Linked DNA regions of Homo sapiens: all the other regions are linked to region 3. Evidence: chromatin loops called from intact Hi-C (ENCODE). Cell type or tissue: K562. All regions are shown on one strand.

Region 1 (8,000 bases), 520 kb before region 3:
ATTTCACCTCCTTTCTTTCCCCAATCACTATTGGTCACAGTGGTCCCAGCCTCCGGTCCTCCAATCAGAAGGTCTTTTTCTGCCTGGTGCTCCCCAGCTCGTGACCAACTTCCAGGTAGAGTAAAGGATTAAATGGAAGGCACAATAAGAAGTGAAACAATTAGAATTTCTGCCTCATTATCATGGTAATCTTATCAGTCGGATAATGAGGTATTAATGGAGATTTAATGTGCATCTCATAACAGAATCCCTTGGAGAAAACACACAGGGAAATTGCTGTAAATCCACTTAATGATGGAGAAGTCCCAAAACACCATATTCCAAAGGATGAAAAATGCAGGATGCAAATGAGAAAGAATCAAGGTCAATAACACCACGGGGACGGGCCTAATGGCAGATTTGGAGATATATGTAATAAAAATTGCATGTTGCTTTTAAACCTCACCCTCTGTTGTTTTCAAATGTGCATTCCTAGTAATGAAACACAGACGTGCAGCCAGAATGATTTGTATGTTTTAGAAACCATAGGGGGGATGGAAACATGTCTCCAAACCCATCAGGCCCTCCATGGGGAGCCATGGGAAACGGGGTGTTTTACCGGGAGGCTTCCAAAGGAAGTGGGGCAGAGGAAGAGCCCGTCTGAGTTCAAGGTCATTTGGGAAACACCAATGGGAGGAAGACAAATGCATTTACTTCCACTCCTTCATTCAACAAATGTTTATCAGCCGCTGACCAGTCAACCCGGAAACACAAAGGACACACATAGATGCAAAGCCCAAAGCAAACGCTGCAATGGAGAGAGCGCCTACCACTGCTGAAATCCCTCCGTGGATCACTCAATTCCATCAGCAACATGGGGAAGCAGAAACAATTAAGATCCCCGTCTTTCAGATGAGAAACTGAAGCTCAGAGAAGCTAGGTGCCTCATGTTGCTCCTGGGTCTGAACATTACCAGTACTCTATTAGGAGGAACCCTGTGAAATGTCCCGTATTCATCTGCTTGAGATCTATAAAAAGGGACATGGCATAGGGTTCAAGCTAATATTTTATTTCCTGGCTGGGGATCCTTTCTAGACATGGGAGAATGTCTAACAAGAATGACAGAATCAAGGGACAGGAACTAGGCACTGAGCTGAGGATGGAAGAATCCAAGGAGCTGCCAGCTCCATGGCCTCACAGGGGACAAGGGACAGATCCCTCTGCTCCTCCCACAGCTGCTGAACTCACATGTCCCACACCAGCAGTGGGTACTCAGCACGTGGAAAGGAAGATCCGAAACATCCCACACACTGAAAGCACTTCATGAATCGGAAAATGCTAAGCAAACGTTGGCTGTTTGGCTCTTATAATTTATTGATGATAATGAATAACCCTTGGGCCTCCCAGATGTTTCCAGGGATTGAAGGTAAAGTTAGCTCTATTTTTAGGAACTCCGATAAGAGGAGTTTCAAGGGCACCAAGAGCAGGGTGACCAATGGTCCTGGTTTGCCTGGGACTGTCCAGGACCCTGAGAATCTAGCCTTCCCTCTTGGGTAAGGTGACCAACCATCTCAGTTTGCTCAGGATTGAGGGGTTACCTTGGATGTGGGATTATTCAAGACCCAACCTAGAATGGAGGCAGCAGGCCGGTTCCAGCCAGCGCTGGGCAAGGAGCCTCTGCCTGCCAGGCTCCATGCTGGAGCCCTAAGGGAGCAGCAGCTACAGCCTTTGCTTGTCATGGGCTGTCTGGGGAACCCTGGGGCCTCTGTCTTTGTGACAGCCTATGTGTGTACAAGGGCCAAGGAGGAAGACATAGAAGGACACTTCAGCACACAGCTATTAGCAGGGTTCCAGAAGGAACACTGAACATCCAACGTGTCCCTTATTCCTTGCAGGAATCCTGGCAGCCAGGAGCTCGTGAGCCCGCTTTACAGATGAGGAAACTGAGACACAGGCTAGTGAAGGCACTTGCCCAGCATCACAAGCAGCCAGTGAGCCGCTGAGGGGCTGAAGGATGACAAGACCCCACTTAAGGACAGGTGTAGCCCCCAGAGAACAAGTCAGTCCGAACCAGGGAAAAGGCAGAAATTAGCAACATTTCTGGAGTCTTGCAGCTGTGTTCCGTTTAATCACAGACTGCAAATTGAATGATGTTAAGGCAGTGTTGCCTCTTTGAATTTCCCCCAAGCCCTGTTTAATGAATAAATAGGCGTGATTTGTAATTAGCTTAGCCATCGTGCGAATGCTTCCAGAGCACCTGAAGTGAGTTAAACATGCCCCCTGCAAACTTGTCGACAGTATTCATTGACTCAGCAAACCTCTCTTCCTGGTCCACCGTGCATGCGACCAAATAATCACGTATCGCTCTGCCGTGGACATATTGAGAAAAATTGGGATTTTGTTGGTCTGGAAAGATGGAGACACAGTGTCTTCATCAGTCCTGCCTCCCAGGTGGGAGCTGAACGCTGCAAGCTCAGTTTTTGTTGGCAAATGCTAAGAAACCCCCAGAACAATCTCCCATCCCCTCCCTGAACCAGCCTTGAAGAGAATCCCACAACCACCAGCAGGAAAGTCTGGTGGCTAACGCCACCCTACGGAGGGGTGGGAAGCTGGGCCCTGGGTCTTCACCAACCCGGGCTGCCTTTCTTTTGTGAAAGCAGCTGCCTGATTCCCACAGCTGCAGTTGGAGTCCACTAACTCCTGCCAAGCTACCAGGCGCCCTGCACCATTTATCCTGTAATGGTGGCTGCATATCAGTTTTGCCTAGTTTCCGTGCTAACTATGTGGCTGCTGCTGAAATTCCAAATCCTAATATTCCCCTGCTCCGGGCAGGTGGGAGGGCCCCTCGGCACCGGTAGCCTTCTTGATTACCCACATGTTTTCCAGCAAAGGGGTTTCCATTCATCTTCATCATGGGCTCAGTCTGTGCACAGAGAGGAGGCATCCGCCCTGGCGGGGCCTCTCCACCCAATCACCTGGAGGCTTTCCCTCATCTGTTCCTCTGCCTTCACAGCCGCATTTATATTCCGCCTGCCCTGCTGCTTCCTCCCGGGCCTGCGGCGGATCCTCAGCGCCAGGCCTCCTCCCTCTGGGCCCTGCCTGCGAGCCCAGGTGCCAGCCTGCTGCAAAGAGGAGGCGTGGGTCACCCACCCCTTCTCCTCCTGAATCAGGAGGTGGAGACTGTCGGTCTGTCCTTACCATGACCTTGACACTGGGAAGTGGCCCTGGGCCCCGTGTGGAAAAGCAGGTCTTCCCTGCTCTGGCAGCTCAAATTCAATCTGATCTGCTGATGCCGGCTGGGCACCAGGCTTCATGCTGGCACTACAGATGCCCGGGTGTCTGGCCCTGCCCTTGACGGACTCGAGTGCACATGGGAAGTAAACACCAGGATCAGGATAATAAGGACCTGCTGTGGGCACCATCCTCTACAGTTTGCTCCCCAGTTCACATGAGCCCTCACAATGCTGTGGGGCTGGTTTTGCAGAGGGCAGACAGGATCCCTCAGTAGCTAAAAGTACAGATTTGGGCATCCTCTAGACCTGGATTTGGATCCTGGCTCTGCCATGCATTTTCTATGTGGCTTTGAATAAACCCCTTTGCATGTCTGAGCCTCGGCTTCCTCATCTGTGAAGTGCAGCCCTTACAATGCCCACTACCAGGTGAAGGCTCTGTGACGTCATGTGGGAAGCGTCAGCCCCGGGCCTGCACACGGAGTCTCGCTGTCACCCAGGCTGGAGTGTGGTGGTGCAATCTCGGCTCACTGCAACCTCCACCCCCCAGGTTCAAGCGATTCTCCTGCCTCAGCCCCCCAGGTAGCTGAGATTATAGGTGCACGCCACCACACCAAGGCTAACTTTTGTGTTTCTTTTTTTTTTTTTTTTTTTTTCTGGAGATGGAGTTTCACTGTTGTTGCCGAGGCTGGAGTGCAATGGCGAGATCTCGGCTCACTGCAACCTTCACCCCCCGGGTTCAAGTGATTCTCTTGCCTCAGCCTCCCAAGTAGCTGGGTTTACAGGCACGCGCCACCATGCCCAGCTAATTTTGTATTTTTAGTAGAGATGGGGTTTCACCATGTTGGCCAGGCTGGTCTTGAACTCCTGACCTCAGGTGATCTGCCCGCCTCAGCCTCCCGAAGTGCTGAAATTACAGGTGTGAACCACCACCCGGCCTAACTTCTGTGTTTCTAGTAGAGACAGGGTTTCACCATGTTGGCCAGGCTGATCTCAACTCCTGACCTCAAGTGATCCGCCCGCCTTGGCCTCCCGAAGTGCTGGGATTACAGGCGTGAGCCACCATGCCAGGCCATGAAGAAGGTTTTGGAACTCGAGGCATGGCCATGACTAACAACACAGGCGCCTCCCCAGAGCACCTTCCCAGAGAATGGGACAGGTGGCTCCCACAGTTCTCAGGACTGTGTCCAGTGAGATCTTACAGTGTTGGCACCTGTGGGCTGGGCTCAGGTCACTGGCTGTGGCTCAGGGCTGTTGCTGCATCTGTAAGATTGGAATAATAACCTTGTCGTTGGGCTGCTAGAGAAAAGCTTTATATCGGGAATAATGATTATTTGCCACAACGCAGGGTGGGCAGAGAGGAACCTGGTGTGTCTGCCTCGGGGGGCCTGGGTGAATTCTGGGCTCCAGCCACAGCTGTCTCATGAAGGGCTTGGTGCAAGCCCATTCGGGGTCTGAGAGCCGATTCCCTGTTCAGGAGCCCCCTGCCCTCCTGGGCATCCTCGAAGGCGCCCCAAGGCTCCTCCAGAGAGGGCTGAGGGCTGCCTTTGCTCCTCCTTTTCAGCCAATGGTTTGTACCTGTCCTTGGCCACAAGATGTCACCCAAGGAACAGCAAAGCCGGGGCCTGGGAGGAAACTGGCCGACGGCAGACTCGCGGGGGAAGGGGTCGGGGATGGTGCGGAGAAGCCGCAGAGGCAGCGTGCTGCAGTGGCTGCAAATCTCGGGATTTCTAGCAGAACGGGGCGCTGTTGCCCTCAGAGGACGCCGATTTGTAGATGCCACCTAAAGATAATAAATTCGAAAATAATAAGTAAATAGGGACAAAAATCCCACCTTCCCAGAGTAAAATTAAACCCTGCTAGCCAGATAAAGGGCTGCAAACAGACAAGACACTTTGGTGTGATCAGGGCTGCAACCCAGGCAGGCACTGAGCTGGGCTCCAGGCATCCTCATCCCGGCCCTGTGCTTGGTGGGGTGGGAGCAGACACAGGAGAGGTGTGACCTGGTGTGGCACAGCCTCTGCCCCACCTAATTCTACCCACTGGAGATCAAGGGCTTTGGGGCACTCTGTCTTCCCAGAGGACGTGAAGAACTACCTGGCCCTGGACCACGACAGGGATAGTTCCTGTCCCAGCAGGGCCTGAATTTGGAAGGAAAAGATGGTGGAATCCCCGCCCTGAAGGGCTACTTTCTGCCTCTCATCCATCCCCATCTGCAAACATTAGGGACACCTGCCATTTGGAGGCATGCCCTCCCCTAGGAGCACAGGCTCCAGGGAGACACTGCTCTGGAGAGGGAGGGATGGGGGTGAGGCCTCACTGAGGAGGGAGGCAGGAGGGGGCACCTGGGGTTTTCCTCCAGAAGGGCCATCTGAGGCAGGAGGAAGGACTGTGGGGGAGGCAGTCAGATCTGGGCATCAGCAAAGGCTTAGAGGCCGGCAAAGGGCAGCACTTTGGGAAAGGTGATAGTTCTCAGTGGCTGGAGTGGGGCTGGCTGGAGGGGAAGGAGAAGGACCAGAGGCATGTGGCTGAAAAGGCAGGACAGAACCCAGGTAGAAAAGAGAAGATTTTAGGCAGAAGAGGAATCTGCTCAGACTTGATGAATTTTTTTGTTTGTTTGTTTTTGAGGTGGAGTTTTGCTCTTGTTGCCCGGGCTGGAGTGCAATGGCGTGATCTTGGCTCACTGCAACCTACGCCTCCCGGGTTCAAGTGATTCTCCTGCCTCAGCCTCTCGAGTAGCTGGGATTATAGGCATTCACCAACACGCCCAGCTAATTTTGTATTTTTAGTAGATACGGGGTTTCTCCATGTTGGTCAGGCTGGTCTCGAATTCCTGACCTCAGGTGATCCACCCACCTCGGCTTCCCAAATTTCTGGGATTACAGGTGTGAGCTACCGTGCCTGGCCAGACTTGATGAATTCTAAGGGCACCTAGGAGAAGGGGTGAGAGGGAGGCAGGGAGACTAGGAGTCAGTCGTGATTGTGGAGGTGGAAAAACTGGCTGTGGCAGCGGGGGACAGGTTTAAGAGACATTTCCCAGCCAGGCGCGGTGGCTCACACCTGTAATCCCAGCACTTTGGGAAGCCAAGGCGGGTAGATCACTTGAGGTCAGGAGTTCGAGACCAGCCTGGCCAACATGGTGAAACACTGTCTCTACCAAAAGCACAAAAATTAGCCAGGCATGGTGGCGTGTACCTGTAGTCCCAGCTTCTCAGGAGGCTGAGGCAGGAGAATCGCTTGAACCCAAGAGGCAGAGGTTGCAGTGAGCCGAGATTGTGCCACTGCACTCCAGCCTGGGCGACAAAGTGAGACCCTGCCACACACACACGCACAACACAAAAGAGACATTTGCCAAGGGCCCCTCAGGAGGTTTGGGCAATCCAGAGCCTGGGCCAGGGAAGAAGGCTGGGCAGCGGCAGGCATGAGTGACAAAGAGGCGTGTAGGGTGGGGCACATAGGGATGAAAGTATCTGGACCCAGAAAGGCATCATGTGTCAGGAATCACTCCACTGTGGTTACTGTTTATGACCACAGTGGAAAGGGACTTGAGCTCACAACCCAGCCTGTTAGTTGATAAACTGCCTCCTGGGTACAGTGTCCAATATTTGGGTGATGGGTAGGCTAGGAACCCAACCCCATCATTATGCATGTAATACCCATGTAACAAACAAGCACAGGTACCTCCTGAATCTAGAATAAAATAAAAAAATGGGTTCTCTTGGCTGTCCATGGTGGCATCACCCCTGCCATCAAGGGGCTGCACCCCACTGAGTACTTGCCGCCCTTGGCCAAATGCCTCAGTCAGACGCAGATACCAACCAGCAGGGACTGGCAAGAACTGTGACAGCTGCAGGGCTGGGTGCTGCTGCTCTTGCCTTTGCAGGTCGCTGTGCGTCGCAGTCCTGGAAACCTCTAGAACAAGGATCACAGAAGCAGTAGAGAACCTTTGAACTCCTAGCCTGTCATCCTATTACAAAGGAGGATTTGAACAGAAAATGAGTAGGAGAAAAGCTAGTGTTATTTTAGGTGTAAGTTCACCTGCTGGCAAGGCTAAGATTAGAGCAGCTCACAGGAGAATCGTGATTTTGAATCACCCAGATAAAGGTGGATCTCCCTACTTAGCAACCAAAATAAATGAAACAGAAGATTTGCGAGAAGCGACCACCGATCACCGATGGATGCTCAAGAACCCCGCTGAGGAAAAAAGGCAGGGCGCCTTTAAAAAATCCTGCAAATCAATCTACAACATGATCTTCTTAATTTTCATACATGCATAGACCACAATCTTTTCTTCTCCCATTAAGCTATTATAACAATAAAAGATTAATAATGTCCAGGCGCGGTAGCTCACACCGGTAATCTCAGCACTTTTGGAGGCTGAGGCAGGAGGATAGCTTAAGCCCAGGAGTTGAAGACCAGCTTAGGCAATATAGCGAGACCCCACCTATAAAAAATACAAAAAAATTAGCCAGGCGTGGCGGCATGCACCTGTAGTCCCAGCTACTCAGGAGGCTGGGGTGGGAGGATCACTTGAGCCTGGGAGGTCGAGGCTGCAGTGAGCCATGATCTTACCACTGCACTCCAGCCTGGGTGATAGAGCAAGACCCTGTCTAAAAAAAAAAAAAAAAAAGATAAATAGTAACAACCACCAAAAAGGGCTCTGAGTGTCTGCCCTGTGCACAGGTGGTCCTTGTGCTCCTGGCAAGTCCAGCGCAGGCCCTCCCTGGCAACTGCCCTGCTGACCGGTGTCAGAGGAGGCACCTTTCCAGGATTCCCTGGCCTGTCTCCTCA
Region 2 (8,000 bases), 57 kb after region 3:
GTTTTGCTGCAGCCAACCTGGTCTCTGAGGGCCAGGCAGGGGGCACCACCTCCACAAGCTTGTCCCTACTAGTTTCAAGCTTGGGAATGAGAAGGATGCCAAACACCTGGCTTAGGGACCAGCCCCCTTGGCAGGATCCCCAGGCCTATCCCCCATTCCCTGTGCTGACTGTGCTTGCTGTACAGCAGGTATCCCCTGCACCTCACCCTGCCAGGGACTCTCTGGCTGTGCCAGTCCTCAACCCCATCTTACAGCCCCAAACCCCCATCGAGCTGATCCACAGGGCCAACGTCCTGGCACACTGAGCTCCCAAGTTCAGCCAGCTCCGGCCCCATGATCAGAGCTGGGGCCTCACCTGGGCCTTGCTACCAGTGCCCGTGGCAGGGGTGGCAGGGGCGGCGGCGGCATCCTTCTGCAGCAGCTGGAGGCCCAGGCGGGACAGCTCCTTCTTGATGCCCAGCATGATGGCAGAGTGATTCTCATAGTGCCTCAACTGCTCACTGAGGTGGCGCACGCTGTCCTTCACCACCTCATTCTCCCGGCTCAGGTTGGCCTTGATGCTCTGCGGAGGGGGCAGGATTGGAGGTCTTTCCTGGGCCAGCTTCCTCTGAACCCCTAGCCTGGAGGGACACCCCAGCTTTGGTCATTAGGCTTTGCTGCCCAGTCCCCCGAACGGGCTAGGGGCGGCCGCAGTGAGCATGAGCAGGAAAAATAGGCTCCAAGAGACCCTGTGTTTATGAACTTTTTAAATTTAAAAAGTGAAGGAATTAAAAAAATAGATAATACATGTGCATGGTACTAAATGTAAAAGATATCAACGGCTATAAAAAGTCACCCTCCCACCTTTATTTCTCAGTGCCAACAGTTATTATAGGTTCCTTGTATATCCTTCTAAAGAGAGTCTGTATATTTACGGGAACACATGTATACATACACACATATTTTTACCACTTTTCTTTTTTGCTGAACAGCCTATTTTGGGAACTGATGCATATCTGCATATATAGTGCTCCGTTCCTTCTCATGGCCACACAGTACACCATTGCTTAAAGGCCATAATTTATTTACCCAGTCCCTTATTTTTTCTTTTTCTTTTTCTTTCTTTCTTTTTTTTTTTTTTGAGTAGCTGGGACTACAGGCACCCACCACATGCCCGGCTAATTTTTTGTGTTTTTAATAGAGACACGGTTTCATCATGTGGGCCAGGCTGGTCTGGAACTCCTGGCCTCAAGTGATCCGCCCGCCTTGGCCTCCCAAAGTGCTGGGATTACAGGTGTGAGCCACTGCACCCAGCCGCCCAGTCCCTTTTTGATGGTTACTTTTTTTTTTGAGACAGAGTCTCACTCTGTTGCCCAGCTTGGAGGGCAGTGGTGCGATCTTGGCTCACTGCAAGCAATTCACTGCGACAACCTCTTCCTCCCGGGCTCAAGTGATTCTCCTACCTAGCCTCCTGAGTAGCTGTGACTACAGGCGCGTGCCTCCATGCCTGGCTAATTTTCGTATTTTTAGTAGAGACGGGATTTCGCCATGTTGGGCAGGCTGGTCTTGAACTCCTGACCTCAAGTGATCCACCCACCACAGCCTTGCAAAGTGCTGGGATTACAGGCGTGAGCCACCACCCCTGCCCATTATGGATGGTTACTTAAGTTGCTTCCAATCTTTTGCTACTTTAAAATTACTTTAAAATTGTATACATAATACATAAATATCTTCTGCTTATAAAATCTTCAAACAGTGTAGATGGAGTGGAACCCTTTGGGGTTTTGCTGAGGGTGAATCTCTGCTCCCTGCAAGTCTCCAGCTTCTCTCCTGGGCCGTGCCGGCTCCTCTCCCAGCACTGAGCCCTGCCTTTACTCCCAGGGCTGTTCTCCTTCCCTGCCTCATCTCCCCTTGCTGGGGCTCTGGCTCCTTGCCTACTTTTAGCAGCTCCCACACCAGCTCCTGGATCTACTCCTGGTTCTGAATCCTGCCAGGAGCAGACAGACTGCTTAGAACCATAATGCCCCTCGCTCTGTGAACCTCCCGCTATCTAGGGATCTCCTTTGCTGGGCTGTCACCCAAGCTGGCCTTGTTCACTGGAGAGGACTTGGAAACCTGGGGGGCCTGGCAGGTATCAGTCCCAGTTCGCCAAAGCTCTAGTAGATCTGGGATTCTTTCGTCTGAGTATACTTTTCAGCTAAAGCAGGACAGACAGAAGTCAGAGGCAGAAAGCACCAGTTTGCTGAGAAGCCGCGGAGCAACAGAATTATGGGTCCAGAATTTCATTTGTAGAAATTGTTACAGAGGAAAAGATAACCTAAAAGTGATTGACGTCCAGTCATCCCTGGGTGACTCATGTTCAGGGACCAAGAGGCAGCAGGCAGGAGTCGGATACCCTTGGATTCAAATCCTTGCTCTCTACTTCCTGGCTGGGTAACTTTGGGCCAGTAGCTACTTCTCCAAGCCTCAGTTTCCCTGCCTGAAAAGTGGGCTATTATGTCATCATACTAACAACTAAATGGCAGGGTCACTGTGAGGACCAAAAAGTCTATGGAATATGACAGTGCATTTTAAACTAGATTCCAGGGGCTGGGTGCAGTGGCTCATGCCTGTAATCCCAGCACCTTGGGAGGCCAAGGCAGGAGGATCGCTTGAGCCCAGAAATTTAAGACCAGCATGAGCAACATGGTAAAGCCCCATCTCTACAAAAAACACAAAAAACTAGCTGAGTGTGGTGGTGTGTACCTGCAGTCCCAGCTACTTGGGAGGCTGTGGTGGGAGGATCAGTTGATCCTGGGGGATTGAGGCTGCACTCTACCCTGGCCTACAGAGTGAGACCCTGTCTCAAAAAAACAAACAAACAATCAAAAAACTAGATCCCAGGGATGACAGAAGTCAAAGTGTATGACAGATTTTCTCAGCCTCATCACTATTGACATTTGCCAGATAGCTGTTTGCTTTTGGGGACTGTCCTGTGTATTGTAGGGTATTTAGCCAAATCTCTGGCCTCTAACCAGTAGAATCCCAGTAGCACCCATCCTGTCCCCCACTTAAGTTGTGACAACCAAAAATGTCTCCAGCTATTGCCAGCTTTCCCCTGGGGGCAAAGTCACCCCTGGTTGAGAACTATTGGTGTCAGGGAAGAGAGCAGAGGGAAGCTGAGACCCCAAGTTGCTGCTTATCCCCCGGGAGGTTTTTCCCTTTGGCAGAGGGAGCCAGCCTCTCCCAAGTGAGGCTGTTCTCTCCCCACCTCCTCCCAGGGTGAACAAAAGCTTTTTGCTTTTAATTTTTCCATAAGGTTATCACTTAGTAAACCATGGTTAACAGGAGCAATGCAAGATAATGCAAAACAGGAGATAATTAAAAAGTCATTTTTCTGTGGCTGTGGAAACCATCTCTGGTTGGTTCCAGGCCTAGCTGATATACCCTCCGGATCATCTGGCTCAGAGTTACATGAAGTGGGTTGACATTTCCTGAGGTTACAAGAGGAAAGATCAAAGGAGAATAACTTCAGAGCCAGTAACGGGAGGGCCTGGAATGTACTAGCTGCACAGGAAATACTGGGACACAGAAGAAATTCACCAAGTGTCAGCTTTCTCCCCTGCTGCCAGGGGCTTGGCCAATAGTAGGTACATACCAAACACTTTTCGAATACTTAAAGCCACTGTGATCCCAACTTTGGGGTGAGGAAGGGGTTAATCTCCTACTCTGGGGCACAGGATGCCCAGGTGCCCCCTCCCTCTGTAAAGGAAGCTGGGAAAGGAAGCCCCCACGCCCGCTCCTGGCAGCTGTATGTCCCCAGACTCCCAGTGGCCCAACAGAGGCCGGATGCAGGAAACAGGCGGAGGTGAGGCTGCGCCAGCAGAGATACAAACCTCGAACCTGCAGCTTGGACCCCCATGCTCGCCCAACTCTGTCCTTGTCCCCAGGGGCAGTCCTGGTCCCCTGCCCAGTCCTATAGCACATTCACCCTGACCAGGGCAGGACACGCAGCACCTCTGCCTCCACAGCAGCTGGGCACTAGCCCAGTGGGCTCGGTCAGTCCTGCCATGTTTTACCAACCCAGGGGGGGCACTCCGACAAGGTATCTTATTTTTTATTTTGAGACAGTCTTGCTCTGTCGCCCAGGCTGTGGCACGATCTCGGTTCACTGCAACCTCCGCTTCCCAGGTTCAAGTGATTCTCCTGCCTCAGCCTACTGAGTAGCTGGGATTACAGGCACATACCACCACGCCTAATTTTTGTATTTTTAGTAGAGATGGGGTTTCATCATATTGGCCAAGCTGGTCTCAAACTTCTGGCCTCAAGTGATCCGCCTGCCTCGGCCTCCCAAAGTGCTGGGATTACAGGTGTGAGGCACTGCGCCAGGCCACTGAGCCACCATGCCCAGCCACCAAGGAATCTTGTGCGAATGGTACCCCCAGAATTGTGGGTCCTGATCTTGGTGCACTGGGGGCAACTGCAAGTTCCAGCTCCCTCTGAACCCCTTTCATACAACCAGCAGGTGCCTCGGTTTCTCCACTCAGACTTCAGCTTCCTGCAGGCCCTTGAGCCAGTTAGACCTCTTCCCCAGAGGCTGGACCCTGTGGCCTGCATTTCCCTCCCCCAGCTCCTGGCTGGAGTCTGGCTTCCCATGGTCACCAGGGTGAAGCCTGGATTGCCGGGGCCCCTTCGGACAGTGCCCTTGGCCCCCAGCACCAGAGCAGCCTGGCCTCTGGCGGCAGCCCCGCCCTTACCTCTTCCAGTGTGTTCATCTGGGAGGCCACCTTGTGGACGTAGGCGTGCACCTTCATCAAGTCCATGCTGTACAGGGTGCCCTCCAGGAGATCCACCATGGACTGCAGCTGCCCGGGGAAGGGGGATGGTTAGGCAAAGAGTGCAGCACATGGCCGGCCAGACACAGAGGGTAAAAGGAACCCTGCTGCAATTGAGAACTCCAGAACCTGGGCCAGGCGCTGTGGCTCACGCCTGTAATCCCAGCACTTTGGGAGGCCCAGGCGGGTGGATCACCTGAGGTCAGAAGTTCAAGACCAGTCTGGCCAACATGGTGAAACACCATCTCTACTAAAAATACAAAAATTAGCCAGGCACAGTGGTGTGTGCCTGTAGTCCCAGCTACTTGGGAGGCTGAGGCAGGAGAATTGCTTGAACCCAGAAGGTGGGGGTTGCAGTGAGCCGAGATCACGCCACTGCACTCCAGCCTGGGTGACAGAGTGAGGCTCTCTTCCAAAAAAAAGAATAATAATAATAATTAAAATTAAAAAGAACTCCACAACCCCAGAGCCTCAGAGTGGCTGGCATGGGCCCTGAGCACTCACCAGCCCCAGCCTGCTAATAATCACAAGAAAAACCACAGGTTCCATCTTCTGAGCCCTTACCACGTGCCAGGCGCTGTGCTAGGGGCTTTAAGGAGTTATACCAATTAATCATTGTAACAACCTCGTGAGGTGTGTAGTGGGCACTGGAGGAGTTTGTCCGGATCTTCTGAGATCCCTCTTACTAGATTTTGTGCCCGTCCCTGGCTTCCATGTGCCTGCATCTGTGACTCTCTTTAGAGTTGCTTCGCCCCCAAAGTGCCAGGGAGTATACGTCCTCTTGCAGCTGCCTTGAGGCAATGATCTAGTGACATGGACATCTATAATCCCAACTCACTAGCCCCAGTGGGGATGAATTGAGCTGTTGTCCCCACTCCAGAGATCCTCTGGGGATGTGACTGAGGCTGGCACTTTTCCCAAGACCACACCCTCACTTGGATACCCTCTTCTCCCCACCCTGCGTCTCCCACTTCATTTCCAGTTTCTCTGGGGAGTATTTTCTTTTCTTGTTTGTTTGTTTTTCAGAGACTCTGTCACCCAGGAAAGAGTGCAGTGGCATGATCCTAGCTCACTGCAGCCTCGAACTACTGAGCTCAAGCAATCCTCCCACCTCAGCCTCTGGAGTAGCTAGGACTACAGGTGTGCACCATCCTGCCTAGTTAAGTGTTTTATGTTTTGTAGAGATGGGATCTTACTACGTTATTCCAGCTGGTCTTGAACAATGATCTTCCCACCTTGGCCTCAAGTGATCCTCCTGCCTCAGCCTCCCAAAGCACTGGGATTAGAGGGATGAGCCACCACGCCCAGCTCAGGAATATTTTCAAAATAAATCACTTGCACATGAATCTCTGGCTTCAGAGCCTGCTTCTGGTGGCCCAAACTAACACCAGGTATGGACAACTTTCACCCTCATTTTACAGATGGATGCAGTTCAGAGGGGGCAAGTGACTTGCCCAAGGCCACCCAGCTGTTCAACGGTAGAACCAGGAGCAGAACCCAAATTCATATAAATCCACGTCTCTTTCCCAACATTCGGCAGGGGAGATATCATGAATCACCGTCTCTTTCCTATCATGCTTTATGGCTCCTGTGTCATGGTCAGACGGGGAAATGGCAGCCGAGAGAGGGAGGGCCTTGCACAACAGGTCAGCAGCAGGACCTGGAGCAGCTGCTGGGCCTCCCTTGCCCAGCCCAGGGCTCTGCCCTACAGCTCCCCCTCTCCCTCTCCTCTGTCACGCCTCATCAGGATATAACACTCCCTCCAGATGGCCAAAATGCCAGAGTGTCAGGGAGACATTGGCACAAGGGGCTGGTTGGGAAACCAGCCTTCCCTGGCTTCTTGGGAAGGGCAGTTCCTCGGGCCCACCCTCACGCACAGCCCCACCCTGAGCCCTCCGGCATTTCCCAGGGCCTGCACAGGCCAGTGCTCCTGCCTGGTCCTGGCTGGCTGTTTCCAAAACAGTTTTACTCCCACCTTCCCAGGGGGTCTCAAACTGTTTTAAGCCAGGGAGCTTTTCTTTGAGCAGAAGCTGATCTCTAAAACAGAGACGGGGGCGGGAGGCTGTGCTGGAAGCAAAGATAGGCTCAGTGGCTTCTCTGCTTTCCCACAACCTGGCTTTGGCCCCGAGGGTCTGCATGGGACCCCTGGGGCTCTGGAACACAATTTGAGAATCATGCGCATAGACATTTCTGTGCCTCAGTTTTCTGTGTTAAGAAATGGGACAATAGGGCCGTAGTAAGGAGCAGCAGTGTATGGACAGAGCTCAGCACTGTGTGGACACAGAGAGGGCTTCATGAAGCCCAGCAGCACTGATGGCTCCTCCTAGGGGCTACATGGGAAGATCCCAGCTTCACTCTGCTGCCTTCATGGCCACCAACACTGGCTTTGGCGAGGGTCCCTCCCTTGCGAGATGACCCTCTGTGTCTCCCCACTGCCCACATGTGGCTTCTCATCTCCTGAGTCTGGCATCTGACCCCTCCATGATCTGCCCCTGCCACCCTCCTCCAGGCCAGCACATGCTTACTCAGCCAGGCACTGAGGAGAGTGATAAGCAAGACCAAGGGGCACCCTGGTCTCTCACAGACTGCCAAGGACACAGCAACACACAGGTGCCCAGATCTGGGGACAAAGGTAGTGACACATAGGCATCCAGATCAGGGGACACAGGTAGTGACACACAGGTGCCTAAATCAGGGACACAGTGACACACAGGAGCCTAGATCGGGGCACAGGTAGTGACACACAGGAGCCTAGATCAGGGGACAGAGGCAGTGACACACTGGAGCCTAGATCAGGGACACGGGTAGTAACACACATGTGCCTAGATCAGGGGACAGAGGCAGTGACACATAGGTGCCAGAATCAGGGGCACAGGTAGTGCCACACAGTTGACCAGATCATTAATGATGGGTGCTGATCTTTTCCGGGCGCAGGTGTGGATCAGGAAAGGCTGCCAGGAGGAAGTTTTGTTCAGTCCGAGCTCTGTAGGAGGAGCACTAATTAGGCAAAGATGCCCAGGAAAGGACATGTGAAGTAAAGGGAGCAGCCTGTGCTATGATCTGGAGGAGAGGAGAAGGATGGTGTTTCCAGCCATGCCACTCAATGTGCGATCTGCTGAGCAGCACAGGTTCAAAATGCTTAATAGCAGCCTGTGATACAGTCATTACAGAAAATGGGAGTAGGTTTTTTAGGAACTTTTGTAGCCA
Region 3 (8,000 bases):
GCAGGAGTTCCCTTTTGCCTGATGCCATTTGGGTCATGGAAATGTCAATGCAACTACCAATGGGCCAGCCCTAACCTTGGTGCTGGCCATTAGGAAGAGAGGCTGGCACCCAGGTCCTGCCCTTGCCCCCTCCTAGCTAGGGCAAGTGGGGATGTGGGCATTTCTGGAGTGAGTGCTGAGGGCTCCTGGTGGGGTGAGGATGGGTAGGTAGGAGCAGGATGGGCCCGGGGTGGTTACCATGCGGGAATAGCCGGCGCTGGCCAGCCACAGCTCGTCGGGAGAGAAGGCTATGCTCTTCACCCAGGTGACATGGCCCTTCAGTTGGATAAGCAGGCTGCTGGTTGTGGGCTTCCAGATGTGGATGGTCTTGTCCCAGGAGCCGGATGCCTGGACAGCAGACAGCTCTGATCCCCAGGGTTTGGGGCCTGTGAGCTCACTGGGCCCCTAAGTGGCCTGGGACCCTTAAGGGCCTGGCTGCCAGCAAGGGACCAGCCTGGAACCCAGGACACCCCACTTACCAGGAGGCCGGATGCTGAATAGCACAGGCAGCTGATGTTGGCACTGTGTCCCTCTAGCGCCTGGTGGGAGACTGCTGGGGTCACCATCCGCAGGTCCCAGATGTGTACGGTGGAGTCCCAGGAGCCGGTGGCCTGCAGGCAGCTTCTGTGAGTCTGGCCCAGCCAGCTCTCCACCCACTCTGCATCTAGGCGGGACCCAGAGTCCATCCCCTTCCCACCACTCAGCTCCAAGTGGGTATGGGGCCACTGAGGTGGGGCCCAGGGCAGAGGGTAGGCTCACCAGGCAGTTCACCGTGGGTGAGAAGTCGCTGCTCTGGATGGAGTCACGGTGCCCAACTAAGAGGCGCAGCATCTGGCCGGACTAGAGAGAGCCCTGAGCTGCAGAAGGCAGCAGAGGGCAGCCGGCTACCTGGCCTTGACAGTCCAGGAAAGGGGGACCTCGTGCAAAAAGCCTGAGGGCTGCTGTGTGCAAGGAAGCCTGGAGAGGCGGCTGTGGCCAGGTGGGGGCAGCCTTGGTTGCCTGCTGTGGGCATGGGCCATGGGAACCAGTGGAGGGTTTGAGCTGGGAGGGCAAGACTGGTGACATCCTCTCTGGAACTGGTCCTTGAATCCCAGACTGGTGGCCCCAGCCCCTCAACGTACCTGCACATCCCAGAGCATCACCCGCTTGTCCCAGCCACCTGATGCCAGCTGTCTCGAGTCAGGGCTGAAGCTGACCGTCTCCACACTCCGTTGGTGACCTGCAGGCACCAGCCCGGGGTCGGGGAAGGTGGAAAGGTGACGTGACACAGGACACAGCACCATCTGAAAGGGAACGCTGGCCTGGCTGCTTGGCTCCCAGCTCACTCACCCTTCAGGACCCGCAGACACTTCGCTCTTGCCACATCCCACAGGCGGACAGTGCAGTCACAGGAGGCGCTGGCGAAGAGGTGGCCATCAGGGGAGAAGCGGCAGAACTTCACGGGGCCTGGGCGGGTGGCCACAGTCAGGGGACAGAGCACTGCCCGCCACTTCTGCCCACGCAGTCCAATCCTTGCTAATTTCTCCAGCCTCGTCGCCAGCCTCCCCTCACCCAAACTCCAGCTTCCCAGAAATGCCTGGATTTCCATGCCTTGGCCTGGGCTGGGCTGTCAGCCTTGGAGCACCCAACCTCAGTGCTCATCTGAAAAATCAATCCCCAAGTCAAAGTAGGGACCTCCCAGAAACTTGCCCTAACAACCGCTGCCTAGGTTCACTGCCTCCTTTGAGCTCCAGCCCCTGATTTTCCCTCCTTGCAGCATTAACCAGACTGCCTGTAATTGCCTGATATTTTTTCTTGTCTCCTGAATAATAATTACAATAGTTATATCTATTGAGTCCTTACTGTGTGCTAGGTACTTTGCTTGCATCGTGCCAGTGGAAATGGCTCAGCGAGGTGACAGGACTTGACCAAGATCACAGTCAAAACAGTGGTAAGCACGACATGGCTGAACCTTAAGTACATCATGCTAAGTGAAATAAGCCAGTCACAAAAAGACAAATACTGTGTGACTCCACTTAGAGGCACCCAGAGAGGTCAGATTCATCGAGACAAAAAGAAAAACAGTGGTTGTCAGGGGCTGGGAGGAGGGAGATTGGGGACTTGTTTAGTGGGGACAGAGGTTCAGTTCTGCAAGAGGAAGAGCTCTGGAGATTGGTGTCACGACAATGTGAAGGTACTGGATTCTCTGAACTGTACACTTAAAAATGGACACAACAAAGCCGGTGCAGTGGCTCACGCCTTTAATCCCAGCACTTTGGGAGGCCGAGGTGGGTGGATCACGAGGTCAGGAGTTCAAGACCAGCCTGGCCAAGATGGTGAAACCCCGTCTCTACTAAAGATACAAAAAAATTAGCTGGGTGTGGTAGCAGGTGTCTATAATTCCAGCTACTCGAGAGGCTGAGGCAGAGAATTGCTTGAACCCAGGAGGCGGGGGTTGCAGTGAGCCGAGGTTGTCCAGCCTGGGTGACAGAGAGCGACTCTGTCACACACAAAAAAGGATGCAACAGTAAGTATTACTGTGTTACATTACAGTTGTTTTTGTATGTATGTGTGTGTGTGTGTGTGTTTTTAAAGAAGGCTGAGTCCAGGCCTGTTAGAGTCTAAGCCCCAGCACCCAGATATCTCGTCCCATCTCCCAACCTGCCCAGCCCTGCCTTGCACCCGTGCCCAGCTCATCGGAGGTCACTGCAGTCAGCTCTGCAGCATGCCAGACCCTTGTGCCTCGGTCTTCCCGGCCAGGTGTGGGAGCCCCACCTGTGTGGCCACCCAGCCTCCACAGCAGCTGCCCACTCCGGGTCTCCCAGCCATACACGCAGCCATCTTCTGAGCCTGTGAGCAGCATCTGGCCATCAGGGGAGAAGGCAGAAGAGTTGACCTAGAAACAGCACAAAAGCGGTCCCATTCTGGGGAAGAAACCCCTGTCCGCTCATCTCTGACCCCTAAACACTGCCCCCCAAGAGCCTGGGGTTGGAGCTTGACTTCAAGCCTCACTCCACCACCAGAGCCCAGAACCCGGGACCCACTGGGCCCTCTCTCGAGTCCCGTAAAGCCAGAGCCTGCAGTTGGAGGCAAGAGCCTTCTCTGGAACCAGAGCCTGGAACCCCAGAGCTAAGAGCCCATTCCAGAGCCGCAGCTGACAACGGAGAGTCCAGAATCTACTCTAAGTTCTGAGTTCACTTTAGAGCCAGGGCCCCAGAAAACACCAGAGTCAGCAGGGAGCTTTGTGCCCCTCTCGAGGCAGAGCCCAGAGCCCGGGGCTCTTTTTACAGGCAGAGCTTAGAACCTAGAGCTGCTCTGGAGCTGGGGCCCGGCACTGGAGCTGAGAACCTACTTCGATCCTTCTTGGGTTAGCAAAGTCTACTCTGGACTCAATGTCCTGAGCCACTGCCCAGAGAACATTCTGGAACCCCCACTACACAGAACCAGGAACCACTCTGCATCCAAAGCCGGGAGTCTGGGCAGAGCCCGCTGGACCTCACCTCCCCGCCGTGCTGGCCGAAGAATTTCACTCTCCGCACGGCCAGCGTGGCCGGGACCCCGCTGTTCATGGGCACCCGGCCCCGCCCCGCCCCGGCGGGCTCCCTCCTAGGCGGCCGCGGGACCCCAGGACTGGGCAGAGGAAAGAGGAAACTGTGTACAGGCGGTCTCCATGGTAATCGGGGCGGGGCGTGCGGCCATGGTGGGGTCCCTGCGAAGCCACGAGGACTGACAGGCAGGCCAGACCGCTTGCAGTTCGGCGGAGGTGGAGCCGCAGCAGGCGGGACCGCGGCGGGCTGGGAGAAGGGACTTCCCGCGCCAGCGGCTGCGCGTCCACTCTAGGGCAGCTCTCGCGCGGGGCAACACGGCAGGCAGAGCGGCCACTAGAGGGCGCGCCAGCCACACGCACCGCGCGGCCCAGAGCCCGGCCCCGCGCCCTGCGGACTGCGAACTGCAAGGGGTCCCTGCACCTCTTTGATACAGGGGAGCAACGAGCCTGTCTCCCCATCTGCACAACCGGGAGCATCAGCCCTGCCCCACAGGACTCCAGGGGTGAGCCAAGCACAGGGCCTGGCACACGGTAGATGCCCAAGAGGGCCCCCTCAGGAGCCAATACCCCTTCCGTCCAGGAGTGGCCAGTACTGAGGTTAAGGATGTCCCAGGAGAGCGCTGGGGACAGTAGCCAGCTCTGTCCTCCAGGGCGTGGAAGCCAGAGGTAGTGTGTGTAAAGTACATGGCATTAAAAGTGGGGTCACGTTGCTGTTAACATTCCTGGCAGCACAAAATGTGCCATCTGAGGATGGGGTGGAGGCTGGGGCTGGGGGGCAGTTGCCCAGGAGCTGCCAGGATCCTTACCGGATAGCGCAATCTGAAGCTTGGAACGAGCAGGACTTGGTTTCATTGTTAATTTACAGGTGAAGAAACTCACCCGGAGAGCTGGGAGGACTTGCTCAGAGCCACTCAGCCAGTAGGAGTGGAACTGGGATTTCAGCCCATGGCTGTCTGACTCTGGGTGTCTGTACTGGGACCACCTGCCATGAACTCCAGGGACCTCTCAGCAGATGTTGAGGTCCGCAACTCCTGGTACATCTGGGAAACTGAGGTCCGAAGGGGGCAGGACTTGGCCCAGCCATCTAGCCGGTGCTTCCATGGCAGAGCTGGGGCAGGACCCAGTCTCCCCACTCCCACAGCAGGACAGGGAGGGAACAGAGGACCCCCCACCTGCCCCGCCCATGGATTCTAGGCTCCCTGGGGGCAGGGGTGGAGCAGCTGGGCTTTGGGAGCTTCAAACTCAAGAGTTCCCAGCGGCGACTCACACCCTCCCCCCCTAAACCTCTTTGCCAGAAACTTCTCAGGAGATCCGCTGTGCTCCTGCTATTTTAAGTCCCAGACAGTCAGGCGGGTGAGGGAGCGACAATGACAGCTTTGAGGCAGTCCCACTCCATCCCAGATCCCAGAGGGCCTAGGTCACTGTGGGACCCTTCTGAGCTGGGCCTATAAAGCTGTCCCCCCACACCCAGATGTGGCTCCCAGACACAGCTCCCCAGAGCTACTATTCCCTGGCCCTCTGGCTCTCCTGCTCAGGCACCCCCCCAACCCATGCCCCGGCCCTGGGCACATTGTCTAGCCACTTGGTTGCTCCTGCTCTATCCAGAGGGCCCAGAGCCACCTTCCCCAGCCCAGCCCTTCACTCCCAGAACCCTCAGGGTAGACCTTGTCCACCAGGCCCAGTGACTGCTTGGCCGAAGGGGTGGAGCTGGGGTCGAAACCCGTGGGCTTGGCTCAGGCATCTGTAGGTGGAACCACCAACGTGAATGCCAGGGTCCGGAGGATCATCTCCGCGGATGAAGTGGTGGAGAAGTTTCTGCCAGTTTTCCACCACTGACTATCTCTTCCTTCTCCTCAGGGAGCCTGCCGCCTTCTCTCCTGTATTTGGCCAGGCTGTCCAGGGAGAGGGCTCTACCAAGATGTCCAGGATGGATGCCGCGCTGGCTTTTCTCACTGTCACTCCATTCCCTGAAGGGGACTGGAGGTCCTGGACCAGCCTTGCCTCTCCTCAGCTACGCATGTCAACCTTAAAACACCCCACAGGGCCAGGCATGGTGTTTCATGCCAGCAATCCTAGCTCTTTGGGAGACCAAAGCAGGCAGATCATTTGAGGCCAGGAGTTCAAGACCAGCTTGGGCAAGATGGTGAAACCCCATCTCTACTAAAAACAAAACAACAACGACAACAAACCTCACAAACATCTGTTCAGCAAAAAAAAAGAAAGAAAGAAAGAAAACAATCAAGGCAGGCAAAAAAGAACCCTCTATTTATTTGGATAAGAAAAGCAAGCAAAACCCCCAAATCTCCAGAGTGGTCAACTCTCAGGAGAGGAAGGGAGGGACTAGAAAAGGCAGGACCCTTGGGGTTTTGAGGAGCCACATTCCAGCTCTAAGCTGGGCAGGGGCCCCAGGTATCTGTTGAATTGTTCTTAAAGAATCGGCCCCGCCTGTCTGGCCCCTGCCTGCCTGTCCTTACTCTTCCTGGCTTCCTTGCCCTGCCCCATTTCTTATACCCTACCTGCAGTCCTACCCCAAGTCTGGAACAGTTTAGTGGGGAGCCAGCATTTCCTGACCGGTGCCCCAAGAAGCAGAGAATGTTGTTTTGTGGCAAGAGAGGAAGTAGGAGAGGGAGTTGGAGAGCCTAATTGCCCTGGTTTCTTCGAGGTTCCAGCTCCCAGCTCCAATACCTGAGCTGCTCCTCCTGCCCTCTAGGTTTTTTTTTTTTCTAAGATGGAGTCTCTGTCTCCCGGGCTGGCTGGAGTGCAGTGGCGCGATCTGGGCTCACTGCAACCTCTGCTTCCTGGGTTTAGGCAATTCTCCTGCCTCAGCCTCCCGAGTAGCTGGGATTACAGGCACCTGCCACCATGCCCAGCTAATTTTTGTATTTTTAGTAGAGATGGGGTTTCACCATGTTGGCCAGGCTGGTCTCAAACTCCTGACCTCGTGATCCACCCACCTCGGCCTCCCAAAGTGCTGGGATTATAGGCATGAGCCACCGCGCCGTGCCTGCCCTCCAGGTTTTAAAACATACCTGTTCCCAGCCAGATGCAGTGGCTCACCCCTGTAATCCCAGCACTTTGGGAGGCCGAGGCAGGCAGATCACGAGGTCAGGAGTTCGAGACCAGCCTGGCCAACATGGTGAAACCCTGTCTACTAAAAATACAAAATTTAGCCGGACACGTGATCCGCCTGCCTTGGCCTCCCAAAGTGCTGGGATTACAGGCGTGAGCCACCGCACCTGGCCTGTCATTATCCCTCTTAAAAAGTGTGTGGACCAGAACTAGAACCATGCTCACTGTTTGGACTGACAACCACCAAGCTGAAAGGTACTGTCATCTCCAGTTTCCTAGACACTCCATCTCTAGTAATGCAGTCTGCATTACTAGAGGCATTTATGTTTCCAAGAGCTATGTTATTCACTGCAAATGCACGAGAGCTTTTTCCCATGAACTGCTGTCCAGCCAGCCCTCCCTCCCCTGTCTGGTACTCACACAATGAGTTCTTCGGAAACGCACGCAAGACCTTACATTATGCTGGTTAAAGGTCATCTTCTTGGCCCCCATCCAGCCGTCTAGTCTTGAAAGCATTTTAAAAGTCCCACTTCTATTGCACAAAGCATTAATTCTGCTGCTGTGGCAGCTGCAAATTTTATGAGCGGGCCTGTGTTCTGGTCCAGATTGGGGAAATGATCAACATGACAGGGGTAAGAACAGAGCCACGGCCGAGCGTGGTGGCTCACGCCTGTAATCCCAGAACTTTGGGAGGCCGAGGCGGGTACATCACCTGAGGTCAGGAGTTCGAGACCAGCCTGGCCAACATGGTGAAACCCTGTCTGTACTAAAAATACAAAACTTAGCCGGGCATGGTGGCATGTGCCTGTCATCCCAGCTACTCGGGAGGCTGAGGCAGGAGAATTGCTTGAACCTGGGAGGCAGAGGTTGCAGTGAGCTGAGATGGCGCCACTGCACTCCAGCCTGGATGATGAGAGCGAAATTCCATCTCAAAAGCAAACAAACAAACAAAAAACAGAGCCCTTTGGTCTATCACTAGAGACCTCCAGTGATTATCTTTTTTGCCTCCATCCATCAGAGTCATGGGCTAACCATGGGGTCAGGGAGGGTACAGTCCCTTAGGAAAGGTCCGGGTGGGGAGGAAAGTAATTTAGATTCTTTTTTTTTTTTTTTTTTGAGACAGAGTTTTGCTCTTGTTGCCCAAGTTGGAGTGCAATGGTGCAATCTCGGCTCACTGCAACCTCCGCCCCCTGGGTTCAAGAGATTCTCCTGCCTCAGCCTCCCAAGTAGCTGGGATTACAGGCACCCACCACCACACCTGGCTAATTTTTGTACTTTTAGTAGAGATGGGGTTTCACCATGTTGGCCAGGCTGGTCTCAAACTCCAGACATCAGGTGATCCACCCACCTCAGCCTCCCAAAGTGC

Evidence for each region. Hi-C counts contacts between places; a loop is a spot of excess contacts. Peaks named below come from ENCODE experiments on the same cell type or tissue, not always from the same donor. Only the 100,000 strongest peaks of a DNase experiment are listed, where the experiment ranks them.
Region 1: a loop joins it to region 3, with 6 times the contacts of the local background. A loop is called at or near these places in 27 of 110 quality-filtered maps.
Region 2: a loop joins it to region 3, with 9 times the contacts of the local background. A loop is called at or near these places in 13 of 110 quality-filtered maps.

Annotation. Positions count from the first base shown.
Region 1 is chr9:125,371,706-125,379,705 of GRCh38, reverse strand. No RefSeq gene overlaps it. Among named protein-coding and RNA genes, the nearest start is that of GAPVD1, 110 kb to the right of the region's middle. In K562, a CTCF peak has its summit at 4,802 (motif pointing right); a DNase peak (open chromatin) is centred at 4,825; H3K4me3 peaks cover 259 bases.
Region 2 is chr9:124,791,847-124,799,846 of GRCh38, reverse strand. It overlaps OLFML2A (olfactomedin like 2A), which reads right to left. Exons shown (of 8, transcript NM_182487.4): 3 at 4,716-4,823; 4 at 356-562. Among named protein-coding and RNA genes, the nearest start is that of OLFML2A, 19 kb to the right of the region's middle. RefSeq lists enhancers at 1-405, 406-920. In K562, a CTCF peak has its summit at 4,753 (motif pointing left); a DNase peak (open chromatin) is centred at 4,746; H3K27me3 peaks cover 1,336 bases.
Region 3 is chr9:124,849,119-124,857,118 of GRCh38, reverse strand. It overlaps WDR38 (WD repeat domain 38), which reads right to left and starts at 3,659. Exons shown (of 9, transcript NM_001045476.3): 1 at 3,519-3,659; 2 at 2,794-2,914; 3 at 1,369-1,485; 4 at 1,161-1,258; 5 at 799-879; 6 at 519-650; 7 at 238-387. The coding sequence starts at 3,587. RefSeq lists silencers at 1,186-1,354, 3,558-3,607. In K562, CTCF peaks have their summits at 990 (motif pointing right) and 3,913 (motif pointing right); DNase peaks (open chromatin) are centred at 634, 988, 3,808, 4,138 and 1 weaker place; H3K4me3 peaks cover 1,031 bases.